Linked DNA regions of Homo sapiens: all the other regions are linked to region 3. Evidence: chromatin contacts called from ENCODE Hi-C or POLR2A ChIA-PET data. All regions are on one chromosome and are shown on one strand. The core of a region is the stretch at or near the end of the contact, and the rest is flanking DNA. Distances in the headings are between cores, read along the strand shown. Region 1 overlaps H6PD (hexose-6-phosphate dehydrogenase/glucose 1-dehydrogenase). Region 2 holds the start of LNCTAM34A (long non coding transcriptional activator of miR34a). Region 3 holds the start of LINC02606 (long intergenic non-protein coding RNA 2606).

Evidence for each region. Hi-C counts contacts between places; a loop is a spot of excess contacts on that map. ChIA-PET counts read pairs that join two places held with the same protein, here RNA polymerase II (POLR2A). Pooled maps may share reads with other maps.
Region 1: a pooled map shows a loop between it and region 3 (3-fold over the local background). The contact joins the enhancer-like site here to the promoter of LINC02606 in region 3. A Hi-C loop is called at or near these places in 4 of 37 single-sample maps with no recorded cell type and 8 of 50 pooled maps. POLR2A ChIA-PET finds 5 or more read pairs at or near these places in 5 of 52 experiments (AG04449, GM10248, HepG2 and 2 more).
Region 2: a loop to region 3 is called in a pooled map, with 6 times the contacts of the local background. The contact joins the promoter of LNCTAM34A here to the promoter of LINC02606 in region 3. A Hi-C loop is called at or near these places in 2 of 37 single-sample maps with no recorded cell type and 6 of 50 pooled maps. POLR2A ChIA-PET finds 5 or more read pairs at or near these places in 3 of 52 experiments (GM12878, WTC11 and activated CD4-positive, alpha-beta T cell).

Annotation. Positions count from the first base shown.
Region 1 is chr1:9,265,950-9,268,649 of GRCh38, reverse strand. H6PD (hexose-6-phosphate dehydrogenase/glucose 1-dehydrogenase) reads right to left here. Exons shown (of 5, transcript NM_004285.4): 5 at 1-2,700. Among named protein-coding and RNA genes, the nearest start is that of SPSB1, 26 kb to the left of the region's middle. Within about 2 kb of position 1,394, at least 4 of the 41 ENCODE cell types and tissues checked have a DNase peak (open chromatin) inside an H3K27ac peak, as active enhancers do.
Region 2 is chr1:9,180,781-9,183,541 of GRCh38, reverse strand. LNCTAM34A (long non coding transcriptional activator of miR34a) reads right to left here and starts at 1,338. Exons shown (of 3, transcript NR_132738.1): 1 at 1,226-1,338. MIR34AHG (MIR34A host gene) reads left to right here and starts at 1,204. Exons shown (of 2, transcript NR_132742.1): 1 at 1,204-1,535. RefSeq lists enhancers at 1-66, 1,267-1,616, 928-1,788, 1,727-1,876, 1,789-2,650 and silencers at 347-456, 467-556, 867-1,226.
Region 3 is chr1:9,427,642-9,430,341 of GRCh38, reverse strand. LINC02606 (long intergenic non-protein coding RNA 2606) reads left to right here and starts at 1,346. Exons shown (of 2, transcript NR_104622.2): 1 at 1,346-1,420. RefSeq lists enhancers at 1,101-1,190, 1,251-1,480, 1,979-2,613.

The sequences.
Region 1 (2,700 bases), core at 145-2,644, 160 kb after region 3:
AAACAGGGAAATTCAGTAAGAAGGGCCTATTTTAACTTGCAGTTAGCAGGAGAATTTGTCCCCAGATTTTGATCTAGCTTAAAGTCCCTTGATTCCTTCCCCTCTACAAATGGCAATCACGGTTGCCCTAGAGATGCTGACTGACAAGGTCTCCCAAAGGAGGGGCCCTTCTGCCATTTATGGGCCCCTAAGTGCACACGTGGGCTTCCATGCGGATGGAATCATTGGTCCCCACCAGGGAACCTGGACTGTGGGAGCTGCCGCCACCATAGGACCCAAGGGCTTCCAGACCAGGAAGAGGCAAACAGCCTGCCTGGGAACACAGTGCTGGAACTTGGGACTTGGGTTCTGAGCGGGGCTGCTCCCTGGGCTGTTGTCATCACTCTTTCCTTTTTTTTTTTTTTTTTTTTTGAGATAGGGTCTCACTCTGTTTTCCAGGCTAGAGAGCAATAGTGCAATCACACCTTACTGCAGCCTCAGTCTCCTGGGCTCAGGTGATCCTCCCACCTCAGACTCCCGAGTAGCTGGGACCACAGGAGGGCACCACCATACCTGGTTTTAAAACTTTTTGTAGAGATGGGGTCTCACTATGTTGCCCAGGCTGGTTTCAACCTTCTGGGCTCAAGTGATCCTCTCACCTCAGCCTCCCATAGTGCTGGGATTACAGGCATGAGCCACACCTAGCCCAATTTAGTGAATTTTAAGAAGCATTTTAAAAAAATGAAAACTAAAACATAGAGGATATCCGAGGTTCTAAGGTTAAGAATTTCTTTATGAAACCTGCTTGGAACACAGTTGTAAACAAATGGACTGATTTATGATGGAAGGCACGTTTCTTGCTGCAGATCATGGTCTGAAGTTTGAAAGCCACCAGCCTAGAGGGTTCTGAAAACTTCTCCTTCCTAACACAGCTGAAGGAAAAGGGGTGGGTAGGGGCGGAGGCACAGGGACATCTCCAGGTTTGGACTTTTCCAACATGATTTGCAGAAGGCACTTGATTCTGGAAAGTAGACCTTTGGCATTTCGACCCTCACCCACACTCCCACACCCACTCTGCACAGATCGGTGGTGCATCCGAGGCAGGGCTGAGTTAGAACAGGACATCCTAGACTCGGCGGCAGTGACTATTATTCAGAAATGGCACATCAAGGGCCGGCCTGCCCTTCATCCTGCAGGGGTACTTGGGCATGTGGAGGCCCCTTTCTCCCTGGTGTTGCAACTGGAGAGGAGTCGGTTCCTGAAGAACAGATGGGAGAGTGCTGGGGCCAGGTACCCTGGGAGAGAGGAGGGAAATGAAATCCGGCACAGGGGCTGCGGGGATAGGGGCAGTCAGGAGGCGGCAGTGCGGTGCAAGGGCCCCCCCACGCGGCCAGCTGTGGAACTTCCACCACGACTCCCTGTCCTCTCCTGAGCCCGCCCATCACGTGTAGAAGCTCAGATGCTGGGCGCCAGGAGGGCGGCTTCCTGGCTCTGGGCACCGTGGTTCTGTCCTAACGAGGGGCGCTCTCTGGGTGTAAAAACAGATGTTCTGGCTGGGCGCGGTGGCTCACGCCTGTAATCCCAGCACTTTGGGAGGCTGAGGTGGGTAGACTGCCTGAGCTCAGGAGTTCGAGACCAGCCTGGGCAACATGGTGAAACCCTGTCTCTACTAAAATACAAAAATTAGACAGGCATGCTGGCCGGCGCCTGTAGTCGCAGCTACTCGGGAGGCTTAGGCACGAGAATTGCCTGAACCCGGGAGGTGGAGGTTGTAGTGAGCCAAGATCTCGCCACTGGGCTCCAGCCTGGGCGACAGAGACTCTGTCTCAAAAAAAAAAAAAAGAGATGCTCTGTCTGGCCTGGGTTGTTGTTGGTGGCCAGAGTAAGTGGTGTGAACAAGAGCCCCGGCTTGGGAACATGTCTCAGACTGGCATTGAAAATGAAAGCCAGGATTCCTCTAAATCCACCGCCTTGAAGTGTAAACAGTCCAGAGAGAAACCGACTTTGCCATGCTCCCTCACCCAAGAAAGCCCTCTCTCAAAATGCGCTAGAAAGTTTATATCTGCCTGATCCAGAGAGCAAGTGGAAGGTGCGGAGAAGCCAGACAGAAAAATCGACCTTAACCAAGAGTTCCATCTCCCAGCCTTAAGTTGTGGGATACTGAACAAACAAAACTACACATGTCCTGGGAATTTTGCTTTGTGGTGTTTTTAAAAAGAATGTCAGAGCCCTCCTTGGGGGCTTCAGAAAAGCAGGTATTGCTGGCCCATGGCTTCTCAAGATCACAGTCCCCAACCTATGCTCACTGAGAAGATACCCGCTTACTTCCCCAGTCTCAGGCAGAGAGTTCGTGGTGAAGTGATAAGTAGCAGGAGAGGCCAGCAGACAGGAAGCCACGGGGTCACCAAGGGGCAGGGAGAGAAGGCCTGGCTGCGGCCCCGTCACCCGCCAAGCGAGCCCCTGAAAAGGCTGTGGGCAGCCCCCCTGCCAGTGAGGCCTAGCTCCTGTCTGGTGGGAGCAGAGCCGCCTGGATGGCCCAGTGTCACTCGATGCTCCATCTCTCTCCCCGCTAATGAGCTGTCACCTCAGTGGGTGATTTAACTGGATCTTTCCTGGTAAAACAAGAGGGGCTATTGAGAGCGGAAACACCCATCCGGGAGTCCCCTGAGATGGAAATGACCCTCTTAAATTGGGGATCTCTGGAATGTCCTGATTATCTGC
Region 2 (2,761 bases), core at 89-2,588, 250 kb after region 3:
GAGAGATTTGCTGTCCGCTTGATACTGGGGCACGGTGGTCCTGGGGGCAGCTTGTCCCGGAAGGGCGCGGGGCGCACTGGCTGGGATCTATAATGGTTGGGGCAGGAGGGTGGGTGGGGAGCCCCTTCTCCATGGCGGCGGGAGGTCTTCGGCGCTGCCCCTGCCCGCGCCTCCCTGCCCACCCCAAGGGCGCCCGACCGTGCGCGCAGGGCAGCGTGGAAAGGGTGGGAAATGCAGGGAGCGCGCCTTGGGGGCTGCCCCATGCTCCCCCCTGTAGCTCCGCGCTCAGGACCCGCGTCCGACTTTGCGTCTCTGGGAACCTTTAAGGCCGGTGAGGGGGGCTGAGCCGCGGCCCCTCGGCTGAGCCAAGCCCTGCCCCACGCAAGGTCCCCAGCCTGGCGCACCCGGCTCCCCAGCGCCGCGCGCCGGCCATGTCCCTTCCCACCCCAGCCCCCCGGGACCCGAGAGCCGTGCGGGGCCGAGCCTCGTGCCCCGAGGCACGCCGAGCCAAGTCACCCCTGCAGCCCGCGGCGCCGGAACTTGGGGGCGCAGTGAGTGGGGGCAGGGCGCCGGGCCGGCGGGCGGTGGCCGTGGCTGGGTGCCGGTTCCTGGCTTTAGAAGTCCTTTCGCATCTTGTTGAATCCGGGGCTGCATTGGCCCTCCGAGCTCTCCGGACTGGCAACGTCGCAGAGACAACAGGTCCTGACCCGGGACAGACCCCACACCCGCGTCCAGGACGTGGGTTTCTTCCCTCTTCCAGGCGAGAGGCCCTCGGACTGGGCGTCGCGGCGAGCCCCCCGTGGTTTCTGTTTGCTTTTGTACGGTCCCCCTTCCCCCCACCACCCTGTCCCGGCCCCACCCGGGCCTTGGTCCCACCGCGAAGGGGCGAGGAGTCCCCGGAAGGGTCGCGATGGCCGGGGAGTCCGGGACCTCGGCTCTGGGTAGGCGCGCCCCGCGACCCAGCGGCGGCGTGGGCGAGGGGCGCTGCGCAAACTACGCGCTCTCGCTGGGGAAACGCCAGCCCAGGCGGGCGGCGGCGGTGAAGGGGATGAGGACCAGGACCCCGTGCCCGGCGGGACTGGCCCCGCACCCCACGCCGCCCCCCTGCGGTGCGCACCGCATCTGCGCCCTAGGCCGAGGCCAGGCTCCGACCCCTCCCCCGCACCGACGTGATTCGGATCGCGCGGTGCTGGCGCCGCCTTCATGCGCCCTGCCTGGCCCCCACCTGGTCCTCTTTCCTTTTCAGGTGGAGGAGATGCCGCTGTCCCGTCGGTCTGGGGACAGCCCAGCTCCCCGGATCCCGGGCTGGAGAGACGCGTCGCGGCCCCGGGGCCTGGTGGCACGAGCAGGAAGGAGGACCCGGCGGCGGGCTCTGCCTGGGCTTGCCTGGGCTTGTTCCGAGCCGGGCTGCTTCTCGGTGACCACGCAGATCGGGGGCATTTGGAGATTTTGCGGGAGTCCTGCAGCCAAGCTCCGGGGCAGGAGAGGCCTGGAAGCCTGCACTACCTGCTCGCCCCGTCCCAGCATGCACCCAGGTAAACGCTTGTGTTTCTCAGTCCGTGCGAAAGTTTGCAAAGAAGGAGGCGGGAACTAGACCAACAACTTTAATAATCATAGTCATAATAATGAAAACCCTGTTCAATTGTGTAGCCTCCGTAAGGGGAAGAATTTCCAAGAAGCAACAAAATGTTCTTTGATTTCATAATCTCTGGGGAGAAAGGATTCCTTTTTTGGGGTTTTGCTCGGCTAGTTCTTTCTTCCCTCCTCTATCTCCAGCGTGGGGCGAGGAAGGCCGACTGGTTCATGGGTGGCAAATGGGGACCCTGGCTCTCTTGCGCTGCTGGCCACGGTGATATTGCAGCAAATGCTCAACCTCCCCAGTTCCTCTCCTCACCTTGAAAGTGGAGGCATTGATACTAGCCACCCATGGTTGCAAAAAACTCGCATGAAAGGGAAAGGAAAAGTGCTTCGGTCACTAAAGTAGCGTTGTCTAAGAGGTCAAGGCTTTGGAAGACTTTTGCTCTAGAAGAGGGGAACGGGAGAGGGGCTTTCAGCCAACCTGGCCCCGAGGTGAACGCGCGCGCCCCCTGCTGGCTGGAGCCCTGTCCAGCCTGTGAGCCGCCAGTGGGGAAGGAGACTGAGGGGAGGTGGTCCCTGGAGTTCCTTGCTCCTGGCCTGGAGCAGCAGGTGCCAGTGCTCCTGAGGCCCCCTCTCTCAGGTTACGTGGATGGGGCCTGTAGCACAGACAGGGCACATGCTTCAGCACCTCCCTGTTTCTGCGTCAGGTGGGGGACATGAGCTAGGCTCTGCAGAAGGTTCCAGAGCCTGGGCCTTCCTGTTGCATCCACACTAGGCTCCTGGAGCCCAGAGGTGGCTGGGATCTCTGCATACATGCATGTGAAACTCTAGCAGATACCAAGTCATGTTAAGGGGGCTAAACGGCCCACTGCAGTTATGTTAGCCAGTTCTGCCTCTGCCCAGTTCTGAGATATCTTTGGGACAAATGGCCACTCCTCTGAGCCCCTGTGTCTTCCTGCATGAGCCACAAATGCTGTGTAGTCATGGCTGAGGAAGAGGGAAGGTACCTGTGCTTGCAAACATTCCTCTTGAAGGACTATCCAGGAGCAGAGGGAGCAGCTGGGGGCAGCATCAGTTGGTACCTGAGCCCATTGGCACCTACTGCCACATGGGGTAGTGGCCTGTCTCCTGAGCTTCCCCAAGCTGGCCAAAACTGGCCAGGACTGCCCTGCTCTCCCCTCCC
Region 3 (2,700 bases), core at 97-2,596:
AGTTCCAGGCAGAGGTAAAGGCAAGTTCAGGATCCCAGAGGCAGAAGCAAGCCTGGCAGAATGGCCACTGTGGCTGGTGTTAAGTGAGAACGGAGACAAGAAAGGAAAGGTCTAGAACAGAGGCCTGGCCGTGTGGAACACTTCTAGCCATGGTAAAGGTTTGGCTTTTACTCTGAGACAGGAGGCCTGGTAGTTTTTGCACAGAGGAGGCACATGATATGACTTTTAACAGAATTACTGAGGTTGTTATGTAAACACAGACTGACGGGGTGGGAGCAGAGGAAGGACCAGCTAGGCAATTACAATAATCCAGGTGAGAGATGGGGGCTTGGTCTAAGATGCTGTTAGTGGATACCGGATTCTGGGGAAAAAAGAAAAGCCAATAGGATCTGCTGACAGATTTGACACGGGATGAAGAACTCTAAGTTTACAGCCTGAGAAGCCAGAAGGATTTTTCTTGAGGATGAATTCCAGGCTGGAGCTATAAGGAGGGGAGTCATCAGCACATAGTCTTTAAAGCCATGAAACCCGATGAAATCATCAAGAGATTAAGCGAAAAGAAAGAGAAGTCCAAGGAGCCAGTGCTGGGGGTACTGATACATTTAGAGGTCAGGAAAAAGAGGAGAGGCTAGCAAAAGAAACAGAGAAGGTGGGGCAGGGATGGAGGAGAAAAACAAGCGTGTGCACTGCCAAAAGCCAAGTGAAGAAAGTTTTGCGGAGGAGAGGGTGATAAACTGTATCAAAAATTGCTGATAGAGCAGGTAAGAGGAGGACTTGGGAGAGACTGAGTTTGGCTGGAGGGAGTTCAACAGAGTGGGAGGAGAGAGCTGGACAAAGAATATATACACTCTTCCAAGGAGTTACGGTATTCAGAAAGCGAAGGGATGGGGTGGGAGCTGGAGCCACCACAGGGTTCTCAGGAAGGGGGAAATTACATGTTTATATGCTGATGGGAACGATCCCTTCGAGAAGAAGTTAAGGCTCAAAAAGGTCAGGTTATCCCGGCACCAGTCTGGTCCAAACTCTTCTTCCCACCCCTAAACTACTGAAGTGATACATTTAAGTCTTCCCAGCCCTCCTGCCTTACACGAAATCCGATTAGGGCAGTTTGCATTTTTACTTTAATGGGGACATGTGATATTTAGCACCTTCGGTCAAGACGCCCCTCAAATAGGTTTTCGGGCTCTGCGTCCCAGCACGGCCTCCCGCGCGCTTTCGAAACGTCACCCTTGTCAGCTGTCCAGTTTTCCTCCAATCCCGCCTCGGGGGCGGGGCTGGCGCACCGTCTCTACAGCAACGCCTTAGCCAGAGGGTGCTCAGGTTTTCGGGACCGCGCGTGGCGCTCTCAGATGACGTCACACACCCGCGGCGCTTGCGTGACGTAAGCCCTGCTCAGTAAGAAGGCTCCGCAGGTCGGCAGGTAGGAAGAGCACTACCTCGCACACTGCGCATGCGCCACCTCGGGTGGCCTCAAGGTTGCTGTCGGGAGTTGGGTTTGAGGTCGGCTCCCTCTGGCTGCTGTCTCTTTAACCTGAACTAGAGAAGTCCTCCGCGATGCTGCAGTTTCCCGCTGGCTTTCTCGGAGCCACCTTGCGGGCAGATATCCGAGAATCAGAGTTCATTCTCTTCATCTTGCCCATCTCTTACCTCTGCTGGCGAGTTCTTCGTTGCATCCCAGTCTGAAAGTGCTAGTCGAACTCCCAATTTGCTGTTGCCCGCAAGCTTCCTCTAGCAGGTCATCTCCCTTCGAAACAGATGCTTTCAAATCTTGTGTCCTGGAAAGATTAGTAACCGTGCTCTTTAGCACTGGTGTTTGTAAGGGTAACCAGGCTACAACTGAGGACCTGAGAATTTCGGCTTTGAATCAAGTACTTGAGCTTTTACGTGCTAGGACCCGTGACTTTTGTTCACTGCTCGTGACTCTTTCTGTCTTCTTTCACATTTTTAGCCAGGATCCAGTTGGCCTTACTAAGTAAATGACCTCCAGAAAAATGAAGTATCGGCCAGGCGTGGTGGCTCACACCTGTTACCCCAGCACTGTGGGAGGCCGAGTTGGGCGGATCACTTGAGGCCAGCCTGGCCAACATGGTGAAACCCCGTCTCTACTAAAAATACAAAAATTAGCCAGGCGTGGTGGTGCACGCCTGTAATCCCAGCTGCTCCGGAGGCTGAGGCAGGAGAATCGCTTGAACCCGGGAGGTGGAGGTTGCAGTGAGTCGAGCTGGCACCACTGGACTTCAGCCTGACCGACGGTGAGACTCCGGCTCAAAAGAAACAAAAACAAACAAACAAACAAAGAAAAATAAAGTATCACTGTTCTAAAACTTAGAATTCCTTTACGTATTCATTGGCTGACATTGATTAAGCACCTATGCTTTTTTTTTTTTTTTTTTTTTTTGAGACAGAGTCTTGCTCTGTCAACCAGGCTGGAGTGCAATGGCGAGATCTCGGCTCACTGCAACCTCTGCCTCCCGGGTTCAAGCAATTCTCCTGCCTCAGCCTCCCGAGTAGCTGGGACTACAAGCACCCATTCTTTCCTGGATACTGTGCTGAACCTGGGGGCTACAGTGAGGATGACATCTGTCTCTGACATCATGGCACATTTAGGTGGTTAATTCAAGAAACATTGAAGTCCCACCTGTTTGCTAGGTACAGTTTAGATTATAAATGCTCATTGAAAGAATGAAGTGTGAACTAAGA